2 separate regions of the Homo sapiens genome follow, and region 1 is linked to region 2. The links are chromatin loops, found by intact Hi-C in ENCODE. Cell type or tissue: chondrocyte. All regions are shown on one strand. Each heading gives the region's core, and the rest is flanking DNA. Links, peaks and the distances in the headings are about the cores only.

What was found. A loop is a pair of places that touch in the nucleus more often than their neighbours do. Peaks named below come from ENCODE experiments on the same cell type or tissue, not always from the same donor. Only the 100,000 strongest peaks of a DNase experiment are listed, where the experiment ranks them.
Region 1: a loop joins it to region 2, with 2.4 times the contacts of the local background. A loop is called at or near these places in 5 of 110 quality-filtered maps.

The regions. Positions count from the first base shown.
Region 1 is chr19:15,192,921-15,197,197 of GRCh38, reverse strand. All of the region lies in intron 2 of NOTCH3 (notch receptor 3), which reads left to right. Among named protein-coding and RNA genes, the nearest start is that of NOTCH3, 5.9 kb to the left of the region's middle. RefSeq lists enhancers at 1,632-2,132, 2,133-2,633. In chondrocyte, for the core only: a CTCF peak has its summit at 1,472; no DNase peak of the experiment used is centred there.
Region 2 is chr19:15,326,408-15,338,679 of GRCh38, reverse strand. BRD4 (bromodomain containing 4) reads left to right here and starts at 6,141. Exons shown (of 20, transcript NM_001379291.1): 1 at 6,141-6,390. It overlaps LOC124904643 (a long non-coding RNA gene), which reads right to left and starts at 6,067. Exons shown (of 4, transcript XR_007067146.1): 1 at 6,032-6,067; 2 at 2,075-2,188. RefSeq lists silencers at 5,832-5,901, 6,042-6,141, 6,372-6,601, 6,802-6,901, 6,932-7,081 and 2 more and an enhancer at 5,259-5,875. In chondrocyte, for the core only: no CTCF peak of the experiment used is centred there; DNase peaks (open chromatin) are centred at 5,740, 6,019 and 7,068.

The sequences.
Region 1 (4,277 bases), core at 177-2,676, 140 kb after region 2:
CCTGAGGTCACATGTAAAGCCCCCCATGAGGTAGGTATTATTCAATCAACAAACTATCAGGGACCAATCGCAGTGGCTCACACCCTCCACACCCCTCCCATCTCTCAACATTTAGTGGAGGGGGACATAGGAGGCCTATAATACAGTCCCACACTGCCACTTACTTGCAGTGTGACTTTGGGCTAGTCACTTTCCCTCTCTGATCATCATTGCACCTGTGAAATAGGGAATGCTTCACTGGCGACTGTGAAGGGACTTAACAATTTAGTTGTTAGATATCACAAGGAAAGGCAAGAGGTTGCAGGGAGCAGAGCAGAGGCTGGGAAGGAGCTGAGCAGAGACAGAAAGAGCTCAGCTTAAATTCTGGGGTCTGGGACACCTTGAGCATTCAAGCTTTTTGAGCCTCAGTTTTTGCATCTGGAAAATGGGGCAATAATAACTCCTGTATGCACTCAACATACATTAAGTGCTCAGAATATAGTATGTGCTCAACATAGGCATTATTATAAATAATAATGGTAGGGAGGCAGGAAACAGGTGCTCTAAGGAGAAGTCTCTCAAGGTTATGAGGAAATGCTTGGCTCCTTTCATGCTATCATTAATAACAGCAGTTCACGCAGTAGCCATTGATTGACTCATTAATGTATTCATTTATTCAGCATCATGTGTGCCAAGTACTGGGTCAGGCCCAAGCTGGGTGGGTCTGGGGTGATTTTAGACCAAGAAGAGCCGCTTTGAAGTTACACCTACATTTATTTTGGCTGGATCTCCCACTCGGGCTCACCTTTGTGGAGGGCTGAGCCTGACTGAGAGGGTTTCCTGGGGCTGGGGGGTCTGCGAAGGTGGGGCGGGATGGGGAAAAGTGTGACCTTACCTGGAGCCACACACCTGGGAGGGCGAGCGGTGGGGCCGGGCGCCTGCGCAGTGGAGCTCCGCGCCTGGAATACTGCCGACAGGTGAATGAGCCCGCGGCTGCCCCGCCCTTCGACAGGTGAATCACCGGCGCGCGCGGCGCCCGGAGCCCGGATCGCCCGGAGTGGAGCGGGCTCAGTCCTCCGAGTTGGGCTGTGGGAACCACTCCCTACACGCCCTCCACCCCCCACGAGTCTCTTTCACGGTCTCAAATACTCAAGTCCTTTCAAGGATGCCCCCAAGCTGTCACCCCACCCATGGATCCCCCAAGACCCCCCCACCGGCAGCAGACGTTTCCATAGACCTCGTCCCCATCTCCTAGTCCTCGCCTCACCCGCCGTGCCCCCCCTAACTAGGTCTGCGCTCCCCCCTCCGTCTCCCCCAAAGCTTAGGCCGTGGGGCGGGGCGCGGGCTGGGGCTGGAACCGGCCCGACCGGTCGGCGGGGGCGCGGGACGCAGAGCGTGGGAACCCGCCCGGGGCGTCGGGAGGGGGCCCGCGCGGGTCGCGCCCTGCCTGGCGGTGGGACCAGCTATCCTCGGCGCCCAGCGCAGCGCGCCCCCTCCCGACGCGCGGTCGGGGCCGCAGTGGTCGCCCTGCGGGCCTTGGAGGAGGGGACGGGAGCTGTGCCCTCCCCTCCCAACGCCACCCGCACCCTTGCTTGCTCGGCCGTGCCCCGACCTGTTTCGCTGGGGGCCGGGGTGGGGGGGATCTTGCGGGTGACGCTAAGGACTGAGTCAGCCGCTTGTTGAGTTCAGTCTCAGGCGTCTGGGACAAGCCGGAGGGAGGACAACCGCGCCAGGGGCGGAGGGTGGGGGGATAGAGGGGGGTGAGGGTTGGCAGCGTCGGGGGGCGGAGCTTGGACTCTCTGGCTTCTCTAAGCCCCTCCCTCTGACCCCGCTAGTGCCCCTTGGAGATTTCCAGTCTTAAGACCAACCCCTCCCAGTTCCAATTCCTCACACTCCTTGGTGGGCTTGGGGAGGGGGCTGCAGGTTGAAGGACCACCCCCCCAAGATGAGGGTACCAACAGTGGTGTCAGTACCCCAACCCTCCACCCTCCCATCCCTGCATAAGAGGCTATATAAGTCCCAGAGAAGGGACTTGAGGGTTTGTGGGAGCCCTGCTGTCTGTCCCTGTGAGTGAGAGTTGCTCATTTCCGCGTGGGATGCTGTGGGTTGGTGTCTTGAGTGCTGGCCAGGCCATGGCGTCCAATTGGTGTGTCCCTCTGTGTGTGTAGCTGTGGTTTCTGGGCCTGTCTGTGTGTGCCTGCGTGGTTGTGTCCTGGGGTCTGAGACTTCTTTTTTTCCTTTTCCTTTTTTTTTTTTTTTTTGAGATCGAGTATCGCTCTTGTTGCCCAGGCTGGAGTGCAGTGGCTCGATCTTGGCTCACTGCAGCCTCTATCTCCTGGGTTCAAGCGATTTTCCTGCCTCAGCCTCCGGAGTAGCTGGGATTACAGGCATGTGCCACCACACTTGGCTGATTTTTTGTGTTTTTAGTAGAGACGGAGTTTCTTCATGTTGGTCAGGCTGGTCTCGAACTCTTGATGTCAGGTGATCTACCTGCCTCGGTCTCCCAAAGTGTTGGGATTACAGGCGTGAGCCACCGCGCTTGGACATGGGTCTGAGACTTTTCATTTGCTGTTCCCTCTGCCTGGAATGCCGTTCCCCAGAAAGCCCCATGGCCCCCTCCTTACCTTCATATGTCTGTGAAAATAGAATTCCACCTCCTTGACCCCATCATTCTATCCCCCTTAACCCTGTGGTTTAGCTTCCTACGGCTGCTCTAACAAATTACCATAAACTGGGTAGCTTGAACAATAGTAATTTATTCTCTTGAAGTTCTGGAGGTTGGAAGTCTGAAATCAAGATATCGGCAGGGCTGAGCCTCTCCATGGGGACCCAGGGGAGAACTGACTCTTGCAGCTTCTGGTGGCTCCAGACGTTTCTCAGCTAGTGGCTGTCTCACTCCAGTCCCTGTCTCTGTCTTCTTCTCTTCCTTCTCCCACCCAAATCTCCTTTTGGCTGCCTCTCTCTTTTTTTGAGACAGAGTCTTGCTCTGTCACCCAGGCTGGAGTGCAGTGGTGCAATCTTAGTTCACTGCAGCCTTCAACTCCCAGGCTGAAGCGATCCTCCCACCTCAGCCTCCCAAGAAGCTGGGACTACAGGTGTGAGCCACCACGGCCAGCTAATCTTTTATTTTTATTTTTTAGGTGGAGTCTCTCTCTGTCACCCAGGCTGGAGTGCAGTGGCACGATCTCGGCTTACTGCAACCTCCGCCTCCCAGGTTCAAGCAATTCTTCTGTCTCAGCCTCCTGAGTAGCGGGGACTACACGAGTGCACCACCACGCCCAGCTAATTTTTGTATTTTTAGTAGCGACGAGGTTTCACCATATTGGCCAGGCTGGTCTTGAACTCCTGACCTCGTGATCCGCCCACCTCAGTCTCCCAGAGTGCTGGGATTACAGGCATGAGCCACTGCGCCTGGCCTGTTTGTTTTTTTTGTTTTTTGTTTTTTTTTGAGATGGAGTCTCCCTCTGTCAACCAGGCTGGAGTGCAGTGGTGCAATTTCGGCTCACTGCAACCTCCGCCTCCTGGGTTCAAGCGATTCTCCTGCCTCAGCCTCCAGAGTAGCTGGGATTACAGGCTCCTGCCACCATGCCCGGTTATAATTTTTAATTTTTTTTTGTGGAAAAAAAGTCTCCCTATGTTGCTCAAGCTGATCTTGAACTTCTGGCTTGAAGTGATTATCCTGTCTTGACCTCCCAAAGTGTTGGGATTACAGTTGTGAGCCGTTCTCTTGTATGAACACTTGTCACTGAATTTAGGGCCCAGGTGGATAATTCAGAATAATCTCATCTTGACATCTCTCATTTAATTACATCTGCATAGCCAGGCCTGGTGGCGTGTGCCTGTACTCCCAGCTACGCAGGAGGCTGAGACAAAGAATTGCTTGAACCCCGGGAGGTGGAGGTTGCAGTGAGCCAAGATCGCGCCACTGCACTGCAGCCTGGGTGACAGAGCAAGACTCCGTCTCTTAAAAAAAAAAAATTACATCTGCAAAGAGCCATTTAAAAAAAAAGTAAGGTCCTAGTCACAGGTTCTGGGACATGGATGTCATCTTTTCAGGGGCTGTGACCCAACTGACTACATCCTTCATGGTTCTGATGGCTTTCACCGCCCCCTGCCAGCATGTTGTATATTAATTTGTTATTCGTATATGTTCTCCTTGCCTGGACCTGGCTGCAAGGATCCAGAGGGATAGGGACCCCTTTCATTGTGTTTGTTGCTGTATTTGTATTGCTCAGAACGTAGTAGGTACTCAGTAAATATTCGTTGCATGAATGAATGTGTGTTTTGTTTTGTTTTGT
Region 2 (12,272 bases), core at 4,671-7,170:
CAGGCATGAGCCACCATGTTATCTGAGATAGATAACATACTGTATGTGATCCTGACATCATCTCCAATAAGGCAGATCTCAGAGTATTCACGTGAAATGACTTCCAGCCAGACACAGTGGCATGCACCTGTAGTCCCAGCTATTTGGTATGCTGAGGTGGACTGGGAGGATCGCTTGAGTCTAGGAGTTCTGGGCTGTATGTATTAAATTAAAAAAGCTGGCTGGGTACGGTAGCTCATGCCTGTAATCCCAACACTTTGGGAGGCGGAGGTGGGCGGATCATTTAGGGCCAGGATTCTGAGACCAGTCGGGCCAACATGGTGAAACCGTGTCTCTAGTAAAAATATTAAAATTAAATAGCTGTGGTGGCGCATGTCTGTAGTCCCAGATACTTGGGAGGCAGGGGCATGAGAATCGCTTGAAGCTGGAGGCAGAGGTTGCAGTGAGCCGAGATCGCACCACTGCACTCCAGCCTGGGTGACAGAGCAAGACTCTGTCTAAAAAAAAGAAAACAGCAAAAAGCAACAGATATAGGATGATCCCTTTTGTTTAAATAACATAACTATTTCTATACATTGATACACATTGATGCATAGAATTAAAATCTAAGCTGGGCAGGCAGCTATAGTCCCAGCTACTCAGGAGGTTGAGGTAGGAGGATTGCTTGCGCCCAGGAGTTCAAGGCTATAGTCAGACATGATTGTGTCTATGAATAGCCACTGCATTCTAGCTTGAGCAATATAGTGAAACCTTATTGCTACAAAACACAAACAAACAAAAAAAATAAATAAAAAAAAAAGCCAAGTGTGGTGGGGCATGGGTGTAGTCATATGTACTCAGGAGGCTGAGGTGGGAGAATTGCTTGAGTGGAGAAGGGTGAGGCTTCAGTGAGCTATGATTATGCCACTGCACTCCAGCATGGGTGACAGGGTGAGATCTTGTCTTTATAACTTAATAAATAAATAAATAAGCCAGGTGCCATGGCTCAAGCCTGTAATCCCAGCACTTTGGGAGGCCGAGGTGGGCAGATCACTTAAGGCCAGGAGTTCGAGACCAGCCTGGCCAACATGGTGAAACCTCGTCTCTACTAAAAATACAAAACAATTAGCCGGACGTGGTGGCACATGCCAGTAATTCCAGCTACTCAGGAGGCTGAGGCACGAGAATCTCTTGAACCCAGGAGGTGGAGGTTGCAGTGAGCCGAGATCATGCCATTGCACTCCAGCCCAGGCGACAGAGTGAGACTGTTTCATAAATAAATAAATAACATGTGAACCATGAGGTAACAAGACTATTTTTATTAAAGTGACTCAACCAGATAAACATTTTCTGAGTTTGAGCTATCTTCGAGGAGTTAGGCAAAGCACCATGGAAGACAAAAAGAATGAGACATTGTTGTCCCAAACGATTTTTGGAGACAGCTTTTGGAACTGCCTTTACAGCCTGAATATTTTTTCCAGGTTGGATTTAATTTGTAGCAATGGCCAAAAGCCACCTAGTTCGGTCTAGTTATCAATCTAGATATATAGTTTTGTCTAATGTTAAGTGTGACTCTACAGTAAAGTGAGGGCTTTTATTATGTGATTTGCAAACCAACAGTTCCAAATTACTTCCAAAAACATTTATTGTCAACAACAATGATAATTTTTTTTTTTCGAGATGGAGCCTCGCTCTGTCCACCCAGGCTGGAGTGCAGTGGCACGATCTCGGCTCACTGCAACCTCCACCTCCCGGGTTCATGACATTCTCCTGCCTCAACCTCCCGAGTAGCTGGGACTACAGGCACTCACCACCATGTCTGGCTAATTTTTGTATTTTTAGTAGAGATGGGGTTTCACCATGTTAGCCAGGATAGTCTCGATCTCCTGACCTCGTGATCTGCCCGCCTCAGCCTCCCAAAGTTCTGGGATTACAGGCGTGAGCCACCGCGCCTGGCCAACAATGATAAATTAAGTGGATAATGCAGCAAGACAAGATAACTATAGGGAAGGAGAGCTTAAAATAGATACATTCTGGTTTCCTTAAAAAAACAAACAAACAAAAAACCCAGTAACAACAAACCAGTTGTTAATACCTATTCACAAAGCCCTGGGTACCCTCCTGCTCTTTTTCCATTTCTGATCATCTTCTGCATAATTGCCAGGGGTGCAAAATTAGGAGCCAGAAGATATTCACAAATTTCAATATTCTGTAATACAGAGTTAGAAGGAAGTTTCAATGAAGGAGTTACAATTACATCCTTTATTTCTTGCAGCTAATAACTTGTTTTCTCATGCTTTGTTAAAAATAAAGGGTTAGGCCAAGGCAGAAGAATCACTTGAGGCCAAGAGTTTGAGATCAGCTTGGCCAAGACAGTGAGATCCTATGGCTACAAATTTTTTTTTTTTTCGAGACAGAGTCTTGCTCTGTCACCCAGGCTGGAGTCCAGTGGTGCGACCTTGGCTCACTGCAACCTCCACCTCTTAAGCAGGCTCAAGTGATTATCCTGCCTCAGCCTCCCAAGTGGCTCAGATTACAGGCATGCAACACTATGCCTGGCTAATTTTTTTTTTTTTTTTTGAGACAGAGTTTGACTCTTGTTGCCCAGGCTGGAGTGCAATGGCGCGATCTCCGCTCACTACTGTATCCTCCACCTCCGCAATCTCTGCTCACTGCAACCTCCGCTTCCTGGGTTCAAGTGATTCTTCTGCCTCAGCCTCCTGAGTAGGTGGGATTACAGGCACCTGTCACCAAGCCCCGCAAATTTTTTCTATTTTTAGTACAGATGAGGTTTCACCACCTTGGCCAGGCTAGTTGTGAATTCCGGACCTCAGGTGATCCACCTGCCTCGGCCTCCCAAAGTGCTGAGATTACAGGCATGAGCCACTGCACCCGGCCTTTAATTTTTGTATTTGTAGTACAGACTAGTGTGTTCACCATGTTGGCCAGGCTGCTCTCAAACTACCGACCTCAGGTGATCCACCCGCCTCAGCCTCCCAAAGTACTGGCATTACAGGCGTGAGCCACTGCGCCCAGCCAACTACAATTTAAAAACTTAGCTGGGTGTAGTGGCACATGCCTGTAGTCCCAGCTACTCGGGAGGCTGAGGTGGGAGGATTGAATGAGCCTAGGAGGTCGAGGCTTCGGTGAACCATGAATGCAACACTGCACTCCAGCCTTTGGTGAACCATGAATGCAACACTGCACTCCAGCCTGGGCAACAGAGCAAGACCCTGTCATAAATGAATAAATTAATACATAGATACATGAATGAATGAAAAAATTTAATTTTTAACTTTGCTTAGGACCCATTAGTGATTTATGATTGCCCCTGGTTAAGCATGAGCAAACACATGATAGAAAAGAACTATTTTACTGGTATCCTATTATATCCATATATTCTGAAACCATGGGCCATCAGGAAATGTTTCATTACTTGGACTTAAAAAAAAAATACCACGCAGACTTTTTTGTTTTTTTTTTTGAGACGGAGTTTTGCCCTGTCACCCAGGCTGGAGTGCAGTGGCATGATCTTGGCTCACTGCAACCTCCACCTCCCAGGTTCAAGCGATTCTCCTGCCTCGGCCTCCTGAGTAGCTGGGACTACAGGTGCCCGCCACCACACCCGGCTAATTTTGTTTGTATTTTTAGTAGAGACGGGGTTTCACCATGTTGCCCAGGTTGGTCTCAAACTCCTGACCTCAGGTAATCTACCCGCATTGGCCTCCCAAAGTGCTAGGATTACAGGTGTGAGCCACTGTGCCTGGCCCCATGTAGACTTTTTAGAACTGAGTTTGCTTTCCTTTTTTTTTTTTTTTTTTTTTTGAGATGGAGTCTCACTGTCGCCCAGGCTGGAGTGGAGTGGCACGATCTCAGCTCACTGCCACCTCTGCCTCTTGGGTTCAAGTGATTCTCCTGCCTCAGCCTCCAAAGTAGCTAGGATTACAGGCACCCGCTACCATACCTGGCTAATTTTTATATTTTTAGTAGAGTCGAAGTTTCACCATGTTGGCCAGGCTGGTCTAGAACTCCTGACCTCAGGTGATCCACCTGCCTCGACCTCCCAAAGTGCTGGGATTACAGGTGTGAGCCACCGCGCCCAGCCTGCTTTCCATTTTTAAAAGATGGGAATACAAAATGCTAAGAGAATGGCCTGGGTGCGGTGGCTCACGCCTGTAGTTCCAGCACTTTGGGAGGCTGAGGGAGGTGGATCGCTTGAGCCCAGGAATTCAAGACCAGTCTGGGCAACATGGTGAGACCTCCTCTCCACAAAAATACAAAAATTAGCTGGGCACGGTGGCGCACACCTGTGGTCCCAGCTACTAAAGAGGCTGACGTGGGAGGATCACTTGAGACTGAGAGTTTGAGGTTACAGTGAGCTATGATCCAGCCACTGCACTCCAGCCTGGGTGACAGAGCAAGATCTTGTCTTAAAAAAAAAAATATATATATATATAAAAGGAAAGAGAAGTGGTTGTTTCCAGGTTTGAAAAATTTCACAGTATTATTTTAAGCTACAAGAGACATATGCCTAACTTCCTCCTTTTAGCAATCTCAAAACTACCCCATGTTTACTAAGCTCTTCCGTGGCCAGGTGGGGTGCTTTGGAAGCCCTAGAAGAGGTCATATGATGTTTTTTCCCCTCGGACTCACACATGTAGAGTAGGCACATACGTCCTGGAGCTGACTTAGGGTTGAGTCTTTTTCTTTTTTGGAGACAGAGCCTTGCTCTGTCGCCCAGGCTAGAGTGCAGTGGCACAATCTCGGCTCACTGCAACCTACGCCTCCCGGGTTCAAGTGATTCTTCTGCCTTAGCCTCCTGAGTAGCTGGCATTACAGGCATGGGATTACAGGCATGCGCCACCACACCCGGCTAATTTTTTTTTTTTTTTTTTGAGACGGAGTCTCGCTCTGTCGCACAGGCTGGAGTGCAGGGGCGCGATCTCCGCTCACAGCAAGCTCCGCCTCCCGGGTTCACGCCATTCTCCTGCCTCAGTCTCTCGAGTAGCTGGGACTACAGGCGCCCACCACCACACCCGGCTAATTTTTTGTATTTTTAGTAGAGACGGGGTTTCACCGTCTTAGCCAGGATGGTCTCGATCTCCTTACCTCGTGATCTGCCCGCCTCCCAAAGTGCTGGGATTACAGGCGTGAGCCACTGCGCCCGGCCCACACGGGGCTAATTTTTGTATTTTTAGTAGAGGCGAGGTTTCACTCTGTTGGCTAGGATGGTCTCCAACCCCTGGCCTCAAGCCAACCTCCTGCCTCTGCCTCCCAAAGTGCTGAGATTACAGGTGTGAGCCACCGAGCCTGGTCTGACTTGGGGTTGAGTCTTAAGGATGGGAAGGAGCTGGGCGCGGTGGCTCACGCCTGTAATACTAGCACTTTGGGAGGTCGAGGCAGGAGGATCGCTTGAGTCCAGGAGACAGAGACCAGCCTGGCCAACATCGTGAGATCCCATCTCTACAAAAAATAGTTAGCTGGGTGTGGTGGTGCACACCTGTAGTCCCAGCTACTTGGGAGGCTGAAGCAGGAGGATCGCTTGAGGCCAGCAGGTTGAGGCTGCAGTGAGCTATGACTGCACTACTGCACTCCAGCCTGGGGGACAGAGCAAGACCATGTCCCTTTTTTTAAAAAGGTGGGTTGGAAGAAGATCAACAGGGGGGCATAAGAGGAGAAAGGTGCTACCTCCCTGCCCAGGGGCAGCCAAGGAGGATCCGCCTCGGCCTTGCTCGCAGCCTCCTCTCACCTCCTTTCCTCCACTTCACCCCAGCCCCGGCGCCCCCATCGCAGCTCTCTCGCCTCAGCCTCCCTACCTGGGGTCCCCCCTTAGGGCTCTCTCCTCCGCCTCCTCCATCAGTCTGTGGGGTCCCTCCTCACCATCCTCCCTCCCTGTGAGGGTCTGTCTTCAGACCTTTCTTAGTATTTTGGATGTCTCTCTCAGCCTTCAGATCTTTTCCCGCAGGCCCAGCCTGCAGTCCGCCCGTTTCCCCCAGCCCGCTCCTTCGCTCTGCGGGGTCTCCTCCCTCAGTCCGCGGTATCCCCCACTCACCTCGCAGCCACTGTCTCTCCAGAGCTCGTTCGCGCTGGGCGCGGGGGCGGGGCGCGCACACCGGGCGGCGGCGGCGCGGGGCCGCGCGCGCAGCGTGCGCGGTGACGTCAGTGCGCTGGCGGCGGCGGCGGCGGCGGCGGCGGCGGCTGGGCTGTTTGTTCTGGTCTCCCGCAGCCGAGGAGCCGAAGCAGTGGCGGCGGCAGCGGCTGCGGCGGCTGCCGGCGGTGCCCGCGGGCGAGCGCGGCCTGTGAGCTCGGCAGAGCGGCGGGCGGGCCCCGGCGCCGCGCAGGCAGCTCGGGGAGGGGGCGGCGGCAGCGGGCGGACGGCCGGCGGGGGCGGCGTGCGGCCTAGCGTCTCAGGTGAGGACTGGTGCCCTTTGGGGCGGCGGACGACACTGGGCGGCTGGCGGAGGCTCGCGGCGCGGTCCGCGTAACCTGCATTGCGTAATGGGGCCGGGGCGCCGCCACCTACGCCATCCGCGCGGCGCGGGGGCGGGGAGGCCGGGGCTACGCGGGCTCGGGCCTGCGGGCCTCCCGCGCCGTTCGTTCCGGGCCGGGGCGGCCTGCGCCGTTGGTGTCGGGGCGGCGGGGTCGCTCGCGGCTGTCCTGCCTTTGGTGCCGTCGGACCCGGGCTTGGGCTGGCCGGCGGGGCGCGGGTGGGGGGCGCGGGCGCCGCGGCGGGGCCGGCGGTCGGGGGCGGGCGGGGGGCGGGCCGAGGCGCCCGGCACTTCCTGCCGCCGCCATTTTGTTAAGTGAGGAGGAGGAGGAGGAGGAGGAAGCGGCCGCCGCGGGGTCCGCGGCGCGCCCGGCCCGGGTAAGTCCCGGCCTGGCGCGGGGGCCGCGAGCGCAGCTGTCCCGGTCCGCGGTCCTCTAGGCGGGCTCGGCCGCGGCGCTCACGTGGGCCGGGGCCGGCGCGCTCTCCTTCTGGCACCCAGGTCGTTTTGCCTGGGCCGGGGCAGCGCGCCCCCACCCCCATCTCTTCACCTTCCCGGCGGTCCCCGGAGTGCTGCGGAGAAAGGGGCAGGTCCCCTGCGGAGGGAGGTGGCTGCGGCTGCACGCCGGTCTGAGGCCAGGCCTCAGGGCGGGAGCGGTGCCCTGGAGGCGAGCTTGGCCCGCTTGACGCACCCACTCTCAGCCTGGCAGCCCCTTGCTGGGCGCTTTGTTTTGCTCGGTCCGTGCTCGCCGGCGTCCTTGCAACGGCCTATTTTATTTGCAGTGTTGTGTGGTGGTGGTGATTGTGGTGATTTGGGGTGGGGATGTGGGGGAGTTGTGATTCAGCGAAATAAAATGATCCCCCTCCTCCCAAACGGAAATAGCATGGCTTCACTCGGCTGAGATGCCCCCAAGGCTTGGGTTTGCTTGAAGATGGGAAACCCCACTCTGTTGTAGTGGACGGTGTAAATACTTTAGTTCAGGCCGGTGCATGAGTCATGTGCTTCTCCTGGGTGGCTGACCTCCCTTTTACTCAAGACTACGCTTTGTTTTTTTAAGATTTTTATTTGCTTGTTTACTTGTTTACGTTTCGTGCAGCCTGGTGGGGTGTCTGGTCTTGGGTTCATTTCTCTGCGTGTGTGTTGGATGCTAGTGACCCCTTGGAATGTATGCCTCACGAGAATTGGAATGTCTTTGCTTACCTTCGACAGGGCTCTACCAGTCCGTGGTTCCAAAAACCAAGTCGCAGTTTACCTCGTAAGCCAGTGGCTCTTTGGGGCTGTAACAATGGTCGGGAGTTTTTTGTGAATGGAGCTGTCAAGTTCCCTACCGTCTTTGGAAGTTGTAAAGAAAGCGATACTCAAAAGGATTTATGAATGTGTTTTTAATTTCAAGAAAGTTTTTGATGGCACAATCTGTTTTATGATCTTGCCAATATATACATATACTTTTAGATGGAGTCTCGCTCTGTCGCCCAGGCTGTAGTGCAGTGGCGCGATCTCGGCTCACTGCAACCTCTGCCTCCTGGGTTCAAGCGATTCTCCTGTCTCAGCCTCTCGAGTAGCTGGGACTACAGGCGCCCGCCACCACATCTAGCTAATTTTTGCATTTTTAGGAGAGACGCGGGTTTCACCATGTTGGCCAGGCTGGTCTCGAACTCCTGACCTCAGGTGTTCCATCCTCCTCGGCTTCCCAAAGTGTTGGGATTACAGGCATGAGCCACCGTTCCCGGCCGCCAATAATTTCATAAAGCATTTATTTCGGTTTAATTTGGGTGGGGATTATGTTTTTTATCTTTTTATCTTATCACTGATGCGTTGTAGATAACCAAGCGCTTCCCCCCAAAAACTTCAGCCAGGGAAAGATAAACCACTCAGGGTTTCCATTGATCAAATGGAGAAGGCAAAGCCTAATCTGAAACAAAATGTATTGCTGCTCTGTTATCCACCATACCTCTTTCTTTGGTAGGAAACATAGTATCTTAAAGGCTCAAACTGGAGTTAGCCGGTCTCAGAATGGCTTTAGTTGGTCTTAATTGGAAGGAGTCGAGTCCACCTCCGAGTATCTTGCTAGCAGTCAGCCCAGTGGAATTGCTGAAGATAAGGAACTTTGCCTACGGATGAAAGATAAGAAGGTAGCTGCTGAGTTTTAAGGATTGTTTGGCTGTTCTGGGGTGCTATATGCCTAGCTTCGCTAGTCTGGAGGACAGCGAGGGAAAATTTTTAGCTAAGAATAACGAGAATCATTGGCCACTTAGTAACATTTCCACTAAATTATTGAATTGTTTAAAGGAATTTAGACTTTGTTTCTAAAAGTTGCCTTTTTGAGCCAGTTGTTGTGATCTTTGTACTAAATTGCACTTTTGCTTTAGGAGGTGGGGGTAACAATATTTTCTTGTTTCACAATTCAGGTTATTGAATGACTTCAGATTTACAGATTTAAGAGATTGAATTTTGTTTTGTTTTTATTTTTTATTTTTTTGAGAGAGTCTGAAGTCAGTCGACAGGCTGGAGTGCAGTGGTGCGATCTCGGCTCACTGCAACCTCTGCCTCCTGGGTTCAAGCGAGTCTCCTGCCTCAGCCTCCCGAGTAGCTGGGATTACAGGCACGCGCCGCCACGCCCAGCTAATTTTTGTATTTTTAGTAGAGACGGGGTTTCATCATATTGGCCAGTATGGTCTCGATCTCCTGATCTCGTGATCCGCCAGCCTCGGCCTCCCAAAGTACTGGGTTTACAGGCATGAGCCACTGCGCCCGGCCTGTTTTGTTTTTAAAGCAAAAAACCATTTGGCACCTCAGTGATTTGAAGACCCTGGGCTGTTAAATCTGCTTCTGACAACCTACTGTATAGTGTGTTGTATTTTGTGAATGTAAAATGTTTTGGTTTCTGATTTTGAATAAACTTGTAGAGTAGACCATGTTTGTCTTTATGTTCCTGGCAAATCTGTAAAAAGGAAAGATAAGCTTGTCATTGGAGCTCCTAATGTTTCATAAATCTTTGTGATTTTTGGTGTCTAGAAAAGAGTGTACATTTGCGAGGTGAGAATTGTGGGGAATTCCTTGCTGGTGCTGACATTTAATACATAAGAGATGAGTTTGGAAAGATAAAATTTCCTTGTTAACTTAAAAAAAAAAAAAGCAGAATGCGCCGGGCGTGGTGGCTCACGCCTGTGATCCCAGCACTTTGAGAGGCCGAGGCGGGCAGATCACCTGGGGTCAAAAGTTCGACACCAGCCTGACAAACATGGAGAAACCACGTCTCTATTAAAAATACAAAATTAGCCGGGCATAGTGGCGCATGCCTGTAATCCCAGCTACTCGGGAGGCTGAGGCAGGAGAATCGCTTGAACCCGGGAGGCGGAGGTTGCGGTGAGCCAAGGTCATGCCATTGCACTCCAGTCTGGTCAATAAGAGCGAAACTCCGTCCCAAAACAAAAAACAAAACCAGAATGTAAGTTGGATGAGGGCAGGGTTTTGTTTGCTTGGCTTTGCCTGTTTTATTCTGTTGTATCTTGTGCCTAGAAGAGCACCTTAAATAGTCTCAATGAATAAACGGGAGAAGTAATTGAGCAAGAATTTTGCATGCCGTAATGCCAAATGCAAATAATCCCGCTTTAAAAATGTTGTTAGCCGTGGACATAATTGTTCGGTAGTGACTTACAAGGAATGTGAGTTTCAACTAAGATAACGCTGGGGTCCCTCGGTGTTGTAGTAAACTTATTAGTCCGAGCAGCCTGGCATGCAGTGTGTTTCCATGCACTACTGGACATTTCCCACTTAGCAGTTTGAAGTGCGGTGAGTGGCTTTGCGCTGTGGTTCAACCCTGACCTGCCAAAAGTATTTTCAAGAGGGATATGAAGTGGGCAATAAACACATATGGGTAGCATTTCTTAATGTGAATCTCATGTTGTCAATAAAAACCTGTTAAGTTTTTTTTTAAACATTGAACACATTTTTAAATATTTTGATTTTATGTGTGCATGATTGGCCAATCTGTCTCTACAATTAGTCCTTGAGCCCTTACTATGTACAAGGAAAGACTGAAAGATATTTGTATAATGACTTTAATATGCGTAGTCTTTATTATTAGCGTGTTCATCCTCCACGTTTATTGAATATCAATTATGTATAATTTGAGCATACTATTATTGTAAAATCCTACCAAACATCTTTTTAAGAAAATAATAGCTTTGAGATAAACGTTGTTATACATGATACAATCATCAGTTTTTAAATGTATTTACAGAGATTTGCAGCCATCACTGCAACCAATTTTAGGACATTTCCACCCCCCCCCCCCAAAAGAAATCCATTACCTATCATTCCCCATGCTCCTGCCCACCCCCCGCCACTTTTGCCCCTGGAAGCCACTCATCTACTCTCTGTCTCTATGGATCTGCCTGTTATGGATATTTCAGGAATCCTACAATATGTAACCTTTTGTGCCTGGCATCTTTCACTCACTGTACTGTTTCCAAAAGGTTCTTGCTGTGTAGCATGAATCAGTACTTCATTCCTTTTTATAACTGAATGATACTCCATTATATGGCTATGCTACATTTTGTTTACCCATTCATTAGTGGTGAACATTTGGGTTGTTTTCACTTTTTGGCAATTGTGAATAGTACTGTTAAAAATACATTTGTGTACTTTTTTTTCTCTTTTTTTCTTTTTCGAGACGGAGTCTTGCTGTGTCGCCCAGGCTGGAGTGCAGTGGCACGATCTCAGCCCACTGCAGCCTCCACCCCCCGGGTTCAAGCACTTCTCCTGCTTCAACCTCCCAAGTAATTGGGATTACAGGCACCTGCCACCATGCCCGGCTAATTTTTGTGTTTACTATTTAGTAGAGATGGGGTTTCACCATGTTGGCCTGGCTGGTCTTGAACTCCGGAGCTCAAGTGATCCACCCACCTTAGCTTTCCAAAGTGCTGGGATTACAGGCGTGAGCCACCGCGCCTGGCCTTTTGCGTACAGGTTTTAGTTTCTCTGGGACAGATATCTGGGAGTGGAATTGCTGGGTCATATATCTATGTTTAAGTTTTTGAGGGTGCACAGCGACTTTTTAATGGCATTGATGTTTCTAGTACTTAGGTAGAATGGTTAAAAGCTTAGTGGGATACTGAGTAACTGTTTAAATGAATGAGGAAGTGGAACTGCAAGGATATCAGCATGTTGACATGTTGTATTCTGCCTTCATGGTTTGGTCACCGTTTGGTTTTTTACATTGTGCATGGTTACAGAACAGTTTGAAATGCTGCTCCATAGAGAACAGTCTCGGAGATGCACCCCAAACTTGCAGTTCCTTTATTGTAAAGGGTGATGTTTTAAAGCAGTTTGTTTTCAGTCTCGACAGGCTACCAACCTCAATTAAACCACGTGCACATGTCCTAGCATAATTCATGGAATGTAGTCCACTCTGAAGAAGCAGAGGAAGAGAGTTCTGAGTCAGGGTGAGGGCAGAGCAGCCGTCTGTCCCATTCTTGTCCTCGTCCTGAAGAGGAATAACATTGGTTGTTCCACATCATTTGAAAAGGAGATTGTAAGGCTTTTTCTTTAAACAAAAGTAGTGCATGGTCATTTTAAGGAATTTGGAAAAAGTAGAATGTTAAAATGATGGTTAAAAATGATCTCTTAATCCCATTTTCTTTCCTTCCAGTTATTTGTCTTTGTCTGAGTAACACAATTTGGTTGTAGTGAAGTTCTTTGTTTTTAATTTTAATTTTTATTTATTTATTTATTTTGAGGCAGAGTTTTGCTCTGTCACCTATGCTGAAGTCTTTGCTCTGTCACCCATGCAGAGACTGGCTCATT